Regions from separate parts of the Homo sapiens genome. Here all the other regions are linked to region 1. Evidence: chromatin contacts called from ENCODE Hi-C or POLR2A ChIA-PET data. All regions are on one chromosome and are shown on one strand. Each heading gives the region's core, a stretch centred on a gene start or an enhancer-like site at or near the end of the contact. The rest is flanking DNA. Distances are from core to core; before and after follow the strand shown. Region 1 has its middle 15 kb from the start of LINC02130. Region 2 holds the start of TNFRSF17 (TNF receptor superfamily member 17). Region 3 overlaps XYLT1 (xylosyltransferase 1).

What was found. Hi-C counts contacts between places; a loop is a spot of excess contacts on that map. ChIA-PET counts read pairs that join two places held with the same protein, here RNA polymerase II (POLR2A). Pooled maps may share reads with other maps.
Region 2: a loop to region 1 is called in a pooled map, with 10 times the contacts of the local background. The contact joins the promoter of TNFRSF17 here to the enhancer-like site in region 1. A Hi-C loop is called at or near these places in 4 of 37 single-sample maps with no recorded cell type and 3 of 50 pooled maps.
Region 3: a loop to region 1 is called in a pooled map, with 14 times the contacts of the local background. The contact joins two enhancer-like sites. A Hi-C loop is called at or near these places in 2 of 50 pooled maps. POLR2A ChIA-PET finds 5 or more read pairs at or near these places in 2 of 52 experiments (AG04450 and B cell).

What each region holds. Positions count from the first base shown.
Region 1 is chr16:14,353,544-14,356,585 of GRCh38, reverse strand. No RefSeq gene overlaps it. Among named protein-coding and RNA genes, the nearest start is that of LINC02130, 15 kb to the left of the region's middle. RefSeq lists enhancers at 1,702-1,801, 2,775-3,042 and a silencer at 1,922-1,981. Within about 2 kb of position 1,730, at least 5 of the 41 ENCODE cell types and tissues checked have a DNase peak (open chromatin) inside an H3K27ac peak, as active enhancers do; they include B cell, where a contact is called at or near this core.
Region 2 is chr16:11,963,625-11,966,713 of GRCh38, reverse strand. TNFRSF17 (TNF receptor superfamily member 17) reads right to left here and starts at 1,504. Exons shown (of 3, transcript NM_001192.3): 1 at 1,260-1,504; 2 at 373-519. The coding sequence starts at 1,389. It also overlaps a transcript of NPIPB2 not described here. RefSeq lists enhancers at 1,277-1,716, 1,837-1,956.
Region 3 is chr16:17,300,328-17,303,027 of GRCh38, reverse strand. The region is part of intron 2 of XYLT1 (xylosyltransferase 1); the gene reads left to right. Among named protein-coding and RNA genes, the nearest start is that of XYLT1, 170 kb to the left of the region's middle. Within about 2 kb of position 1,332, at least 9 of the 41 ENCODE cell types and tissues checked have a DNase peak (open chromatin) inside an H3K27ac peak, as active enhancers do; they include B cell, where a contact is called at or near this core.

The DNA of each region.
Region 1 (3,042 bases), core at 481-2,980:
AGCCTGCATTCACTTTGTGGAATAAAAAATACATGTATGTCATTAAAAAAGTGCTAGAGATGGCACATTCCCTCTCAGATCCTTCCCTGCTCCCAAAACTATTGTAAAAGGAGGTGAGGATTCGAATGGAAATTTGGCTGCCTCAAGATTCTTTCCAAATTAATATTTTTAGCACGATTACGCACCGCTTCAAATGTCCTGCTAATGATATGTTGTCCTGATTATCCAAACTGTCTTTCTGCGGAGTGATTTGTGTGGCTCCAGCAGGAATCTCACCTGTGTCCTCTTCCGGAGGGCGAGGTAATAATAGGACTGACCTCATGGGTGGCCAGGAGGCTTAGCTGGGATAATGCACATGAAACCCCATGCACGGGGCTCTGGCACAGGGGACCGGCTGCCTCAAGTACCCTCCTGATTAGGGAATGCCCAGAGAGCGGCCCAGGTGCCTCAGGGTCCTCGGTTCATGGCTCAGTTTATTTGGGGAAGTCTGAGACCCTCCCCTGTTCCATGTTGTCATCCCTGCGGGATGGACAGGGATGCTGGGGGCTGCCCTTCTCTGGCATGTTTTCCCGTTTTGCTCCCCCACTTTTTAAATTTAAATTTAAATTTTTATTTATTTTGTTTTTTTGAGATGGAGTCTCACTTTGTCACCCAGGCTGGAGTGCAGTGGTGTCATCTCAGCTCACTGCAACCTCTGCCTCCTGGGCTGAAGTGATTCTCTTGCCTCAGCCTCTCAAGTATCTGGGACTACAGGTGCCTGCCACCATGCCCGGCTACTTTTTGTATTTTTAGTAGAGATGGGATTTCACCATGTTGGCCAGGCTGGTCTCAAACTCCTGACCTCAAATGATCTGCCCACCTCAGCCTCCCAAAGTACTGAGATTACAGGCGTGAGCTGCTGCGCCCGGCCCCGCTTTGCCCCCTTTTAATGAATCTTGGTGCCCTTTTCCTTCTGTCTTCCTCACTTGTTAGGGTTGTGTGCTATTTCATCTTGTGCGTTTAAGACATGGGGTCATCACTGTTCTGTGATCACAGGAAAGCTCAAAGGAAGCTGACAGCGGTGAGATGGTGGCAGGACTGGAGGAGATAGAGAGGGGATGTGTGTCCTTGTGTCTCCTGGGTCTCTGCTGCCACCCAACCCCCCGCCCCCCCCCCCCACTCTTGGCTTTGGAATTTGGGCTGAGTTGTATATGAACCTGGTCTCCTTGGCCAATATCTGTCCAAATTACCAATGCAGAAATCCTCTGTCCCAGCTGGTCTGCAGCCCAGCAGTAATCCTACAGATAAACTGGGGCTTGTGAGACCTTATTTACCTCTGAGGTTATTTTTTGCAACATTGTAAAAGCGAAAGATTGAAACAACCTAAACCCCCTTCAGTAGGGCACTAGTTAAAAATAAATGGCACCATCTGTATAACCGCATATGCTATGCAGCTGTGAAAAACCAGGGAGGAAGCATTTCCAAGCTTTATTAGGTAAGAAAAGCAAGTATGCACAAAGCAAGTATACCTCTTTGTGTAAAAAGGGGAGGACGTGAGAATATATTCCTGTGAGCTTACATTGCATAAACTACAGCTACTCACTGAATGGTGAAATGTTACTTGTGGAGGTGGAAGTGAAACTTCGTGGTTAGGGGACTTGGGGTTGAGAGCAGGACACAGATTTGTTCATTGCCTTTTGGTGAGCATGTACACGCACAACTTTTCAAAATCTTAAACTTAGAAAAATGTAACATCATTAAAGCATAGCATGTTTTGAGTGTAGCGGTTTCGGTTTGAGTGTCACACTGGATCTTGTTTCAGCCTGTCAGCTGTGTGACCTTGGGTAAGTTACTTAACTGCTCCGTTTCCCCATCAACAGAATGCAGTTCCAACCTTGGGCTACTCAGATGGGTAAATGAAATAAACTACTCCCTCCTTCCCTCCTCCCCATCCTCCTCTCCTCCCCTCCCCCATCCCCTCCTCTTCCCTCTCCGCTCCGCCTCCTCCTCCCTCTCCCCTCCCCTCTTCCTCCTTCTCCCCTCCTCCTCCCTCTCCCCTCCCCTCCTCCTCCCTCTCTCCTCCTCCTCCCTCTCCCCTCCCCTCCTCCTCCCTCTCCCCTCCCCTCCTCCTCCCTCTCCCCGCCCCTCCTCCTCCCTCTCCCCTCCCCTCCTCTCCTCGTCCCTCTCTCCTCCTCCCCCTCCTCCCCTTCCCTCCTCTCCCTCCTCCGCTTCCCTCCTCCCCCTACTCCCCCTCCTCCCTTCCCCCTCCCCTCCTCCCTTCCCCCTCCCCTCCTCCCTTCCCCCTCCCCTTTCCCCTTCCCTGTCCTCCCTCCTACCCTCCCCTTCCCCTTTCCTTCCCCCTTCCCCCTCCCCCTTCCTCCTCCTCCCTCTACCTCTCCCCTCTTCCCCCTCTTTTCCTCTTTCCCTCCCCCTCTTTTCCTCTTTCCCTCCCCCTCTTTTCCTCTTTCCCTCCCCCTCTTTTCCTCCTTCCCTCCTCCCTCTGCCCCTCCCCCTCCCCCTCCTCCCATTTCTTCCCCTTCCCCCTCCCCTCTCTGCCCCCCACCTTGCTTTCATTCCCCTCCCCCTTCCTCCTTCCCTCCCCCTCCTCCCCTTTCTTTCCCTCCCCCTCCTCCCCTTTCTTTGCCTCCTCTCCCCCCTTTCCCCCTCCTCTCCCCACTTTCCCCCTCCTCTCCCCACTTTCTCCCTCCTCTTCTTCCTCCCCCTGCTTTCCTTCCTCCCCCTTCCTCCCTCTCCCTTTCTCCCTCCCCCTTCTACTACTCTCCCCTCTGTCCCTCCTGCTTTCCTCCCTGCCTTCCCTGCCATGCCTTTTCCCCTCCCACCTTCCCTCCCTCCCTCCCTCCTGCCTCCCCCACCTTCCCCTGTATATATGTTGGTTAATATCCAAAATATATAAAGAACTCCTACAACCCAATAGCAAAAAACCAAATAGCTCCAAAAATGGGCAAAGGACCTGAGCAGACTCTTCCCCAAAGAAGACAAATGAATGGTCAAGAGGCATATGAAAAGGTGCTTGACGCCACTCAGCAGGGAAATGCAAATCCA
Region 2 (3,089 bases), core at 255-2,754, 2.4 Mb after region 1:
GATCTTGACAAATATGCTTTTCCTGACAGTAGCAGACCTGGCTAGGAGTTTCTGATAATGTGGCATTTAATCGATGTGCTAACTTTAGTCAAAGAGACTGATGTTTCCCAAGAAAGCCTTAGTACTTTCAATAGAGTAATTAACAGTGGAAGAATCCTGGAGAAGACTGACATTGTAGAAAATCTGCCAAGGTGTCAAAATCAGAATGAAGATGGCTCACCTCTACCAAGTTCATTTAATGTAACAATGTTCTAACACATTCGAAAGGGCTGTAACGAAGTGAAATAGTCAACGCTAAAAAAAGAAAAGGAACTGAAACTCACAATAGCCATCCCCTGGAAATAGATTTCAAAGATTCACCATCAAACCAACCTGTGTTTTTAAACTCGTCCTTTAATGGTTCAGAGTTTATCTTCCTTAGCAAAAACATTAGCACGAAAACTGCCAAAGAAATTATTAAGCTCAGTCCCAAACAGGTCCAGAGAATCGCATTCGTTCCTTTCACTGAATTGGTCACACCTTTATGAAAAGAACATCAGACAGATAATGAGCTGATAACATAATATTCACATACTTTATTGTTATTATTTATTTATTTATTTTGAGACAAAGTCTTGCTCTGTTGCCCAGGCTAGAGTGCAGTGGCGCGATCTCGGCTCACTGCAACCTCCACCTCCCAAGTTCAAACAATTCTCCTGCCTCAGCCTCCCGAGTAGCTGGGATTACAGACCTGTGCCACCATGCCCAGCTAATTTTTTGTATTTTTAGTAGAGACAGGGTTTCACCAGGTTGGCCAGGCTGGCCTCAAACTGCCGACCTCAGGTGATTCACCCACCTCGGCCTCCCAAAGTGCTGGGATTACAGGTGTGAGCCATCCACCGCACCCGGCTGTCATACTTGATTATTTTGCTAAAATAATGAATTATGGATTGTTTTGATAGCAAAATAATCAAGTATGGATTATTTCCATTCAATCACCTTAATTAATGAACATTGACTTTTAAATTCTAAATATCACTTAATTAGAAGAGCTGATTTTTAAAAAAAATCTATGTTGCTAATAGTGCTGAATCATATCAAGTTCAGTTCCAAATAATTACTTTGTTTCCATAAACATTAAAATCACTGCCTTGCTTCCTTTCTCTTTTTGATTCAAGAAAACTCACCATCATGCCCATTATGTTGATTCTCTGAATAAGCAGTCCATATAGACAGAATAGTTCACACCAATGAATAATCGTTCAAGCAATATTACTTACTTGCATTACAATAACGCTGACATGTTAGAGGAGGAGTATTAGAAGAACATCGAAGTTGACAAGGTATGCAAGCATGCAACAAACTGTCAAAATATTCATTTTGGGAGCACTGCCCAGCCATCTGCAACATGATCACAAAAAGAAAACAAGGGAGCTACAGAAAGAACAGCCTGGAAGGACAAGTAATATCTCTACAAGAATTCCAGAGCAAATGCAGCAAGAGCAGCTAGAATGTTGAGAACAATGAACTTCGCCTGCTTCGTGGGTTCTTACGGGGGCTGTCTGTGTCTTCGCGGCAGCTAAGGATTTGAATACCACATCTAATTCAAGTTTCTAAGTTTGAGTCTTGGATGGGGTAAGAGACAGGGTGTAAATATCAGGGCATATCACATCTGAAACAGAAACTGCTTATTTATAGAAGAAATTTCTCAGCCAGGTGACAGTTGCAAGATGCAGACAAGCCCACAGCATCAAGCCGAATGTTCAGTAACAGTTTCTGGAACATCTGTTAATAAGCTGTACTCTGTGAGAGGTGCCAGGGAGATAGACAAGACAAGGTCTGTGCTGTGCCCCTTAAGATCTTAACATTGAGGCCAGCTGCAGGGGTTCACACCTGTAATCCCAGGACTTTGGGAGTCAAAAGGCAAAAGGATTGCTTGAGCCCAGGAGTTCAAAATCAGCCTGGGCAACATGGCGAAACCCTGACTTTACAAAAACATTTTAAAAAGTAGTCTGGTGTAAGCTGGGCGCCGTGGCGCTCTCCTGTAATCCCAGCACTTTGGGAGGCCGAGGCAGGTGGATCACTTGAGGTCAGGAGTTCCAGAACAGCCTGGCCAACATGGTGAAACCCCGTCTCTACTAAAAATACAAAAATTAGTCAGGCATGGTGGCAGGCACCTATGATCCCAGCTACTCAGGAGGCTGAGGCAGGGAGACGTGCTTGAACCCAGGAGGCGGAGTTTGCAGTAAGCCAAGATCAGGCCACTGCGCTCCAGCCTGGGTGACAAAGCAAGACTCTATCTCAAAAAAAAAAAAAATTCTACAGGAAGATCAGAGGTGATGCACTAAGGAAGACGCACAATGCCACTGACAGAAAAAGAGACATTTAGGGTAAGAGCTCGTGGAAAGAGGGCTGAGAGGAAGATAGGTTTGGGGTATTATAATAATAATACAATAATCTATGTTCCATTGTTGAAAATTTAGAAATACAGATGAGCAGATAAAACCATTTTAAAAATCCACAGTCCAAGCATCCAGAAGTCATCACCGCTAACACCTGGTGTATCCCAGAAGTTGCAAACAGACCTGCCGATGCGATGTCTTTTGTTTCACCGATCCCTGAATTCTAGATAGATACATTTATATAGTGCATTTTTCTGTTTACATAAATGGATCACTTGAATTTGCCTTTTTTTTTTTTTTTGACAGAGTCTCACTCTGTCTCCCAGGCTGAGTGCAGTGACACAATCACAGCTCACTGCAGCCTCCACCTCCTGGGTTCAGGTGATCTGCCCACCTCAGCCTTCCAAGTAGCTGGGACTACAGACATGCGCCAGCACGCCTGGTAAGTTTTGTATTTTTTGTAGAGATGGGTTTTTGCCGTGTTGCCCAGGTTGCTCTCAAACACTTGGGGTCAAGTGATCCACCCACCTCGGCCTCCCAAAGCGCTGGGATTACAGGTGTGAGCCACTAAGCCCAGCTTGAATTTGCTTTTAACCATACTGAGTGAAATACCCATATAGAGACGTCCAGATGTTTGTCAAAAATGCAGGACTCAATTAAAATTTGAGGAAATGGCAAACTCCTAATTCAGTATAGTGATTATCTCTG
Region 3 (2,700 bases), core at 83-2,582, 2.9 Mb before region 1:
TCCTTTCCCATGTACTCCCCTTCCCTACCCATACTGCCAACCCTACCCCAGCTTATCCCCTTGCATTAAGCTCACGGTCACATGTGTGCTCACTTGCTAGCTCTCTCTCGCTTTCTCTTTTCTCTCCCCCTCACCCATTCTAGACCCAAGGTCAACCCCTTCCTTCCCTAGTCTTCCTCAAAAGCCTTGGGGGATTGAGTAACCCGTTATTGTGCCAGTGGTGGCTTTTTTCTGGAACCTTTTGAAGTTCTGTGGTTTGTTGATTCATCTCTTTACACCCATCCCTCTTTCAGGAAGGGTTTATGGCAGTCTGCATGGGTGTACTAAACAAAATAAGACTGCAAAAATTAAAACTGAGACAAAGAAAGGAAACACAACCATAGGACCATCATACCTTGGAGCTGGAATAGGTATTAACACCTACACCATGGTGGGGAACTGGAGATTTGACAAAGAGCTTTCTGGCTGCCATCAAGGAAAACAAATCTGTCCCTTCCACTGCCCTGTATCCAAATAATTGACACAGGCCATTGCTCATGGCAGGTGGATCTGTTCTCAGTGCTCAGTTCAGATGGAAATTTCTCCAGAGGGCCTCACAAGAGGAGGAAGAGGAAGGACCAGCAGGCTTTGCAGCTTGCTAACAGCAGACAGGATGAGGTATTCATGGCTGTCTGCTACGACGGTGTCCCCTGGTCTAGACTCGACATCTTATGCTGATACTCAGCAGAGTAAGGACACATCCTGGTACCTGGGCCTGGGTTGACCTCGACATGTATTTTTTTATTATTATTATTATTAGTAGTAGTAGTAGTAGTAGTATTTTGAGATCGAGTCTTGCTCTGTCACCCAGGCTGGAGTGCAGTGGCACAATCTTGGCTCACTGCAACATCCACCTGGTGGGTTCAAGCAATTCTCCCATCTTAGCCTCCTGAGTAGCTAGGGTGTATGCCACCACGCCTGGCTAATTTTTGCATTTTTAGTAGAGATGGGGTTTCACCATGTTGGCCAGATTGGTCTTGAACTTCTGACCTCAAATGATCCGCCCACCTTGGCCTCCCAAAGTGCTGAGATTACAGGCATGAGCCACTGTGCCGAGCCCTGACATGTATTTTAGGGAAGCTACCAGAACAAACAGACCATGTGGTCTCCAAGCACCACTGGAGCATAAAGAGGAAGCTCTTAGTCTGAGAGAGAGACCAGGTGAAAATTCCAGCTCAGATGCTGACCTCTGGCCTAGTCTTTCCACTTTTGTAAACCTCCGAGTCTTCATCTAAGAAGTGAGAGTTGATATTAGCATTCGCCACCTGTTGTTGCGGTGGAGTCTGATGAAACGCCTTCGCACTGTGGCCTTTGCATCTATTATTGTATTTAAACTTGGCAGCGACATTGCAAGGTAAATGTCACCCCATCTGCTTCACGCTGTTCTGAGTACTTTAGCTCAGTATTACTCAAGCATTACTTTCTTTCATTATCACCCTCCCAAGAAGAAAAATTTAATTTAATATAAATTCTCCCTTGTGAGAGAAATTAAATACTGTGGGAAAAGATTTTATCAGATAGGGTTGAGCTTTGGGGGACGGCTGACCATTGCAATATCTAAGACTATTATTATTATTTTGAGACAGAGTTGTGTTGTGTTGCCCAGGCTGGAGTACAGTGGTGCAATCTTGGCTCAGTGCAACCACTGCCTCCTGAGTTCAAGGGATTTTCGTGCCTCAGCTTCCTGAGTAGCTGGGATTATAGGCGCCCGCCACCATGCCTGGCTAATTTTATATTTGTAGTAGAGACAGAGTTTCACCATGTTGGCCAGGCTGGTCTCAAACTCCCAACCTCAACTAATCCACCCGCCTCAGCCTCCCGAAGTGCTGGGATTATAAGTATGAGCCACTGTGCCCAGCCTAAGATTTTTTTTTTCTCACACACATATACTCCCCCAAATTTTGCTTGCTTGGTGGGGGTGACAGTCATCCCTATTGAGAATATGTGCTTTAGATATACAAACTAACTCCTATTAAAGCTCTAGTTGAGAGAGAAAGGAACGGAGGCCCAGAGAGGTAAAGTAACATACCCAGAGTTGCACAGCTAATGAGAAAGGATCTGAATTGTCTTATGGATTGCTCTAGACGGTGCTTAAAGCACAGTCTAACTTATAGCAGCAAACTGTACGTGTTATTTTGTGTCTTGCTTTTGTCGCTTACCTATCTAGCTCATCGATTGTTCTGGTTCAGTATATATATCATGGCCCCCATTCTTTTTAATAGCTGCATTAGGCTGGGCGCGGTGGTTCACATCTGTAACTCCAGCACTTTGGGAGGCTAAGGTGGGCAGTCATCTGAGCCCAGGAGTTCCAGACCAGCGTGGCCAAGGTGGTGATGAAACCCCGTCACTACTAAAAACATGAAAATTAGCCAGGTATGGTGGCAGGTGCCTGTAACCCCAGCCACTCGGGAGGCTAAGGCAGGAGAATCACTTGAACCCAGGAGGCAGCAGTTTCAGTGAGCCGAGATCGTGCCGCTGCACTCCAGACTGGGTAACAGAACAAGACTCCATCTCAAAAAAAAAAAAAAAAAAAAAAGAAAGAATGAAAGAAAGAAATAGCTGCATTATTTTGCATTTGCATTCACATAGCATGGTTTATTTAACCATACCACAACTGCTGAGGCTGAAGTGGTTTCTAGTCTTTGGCAATTAAAAACTCGC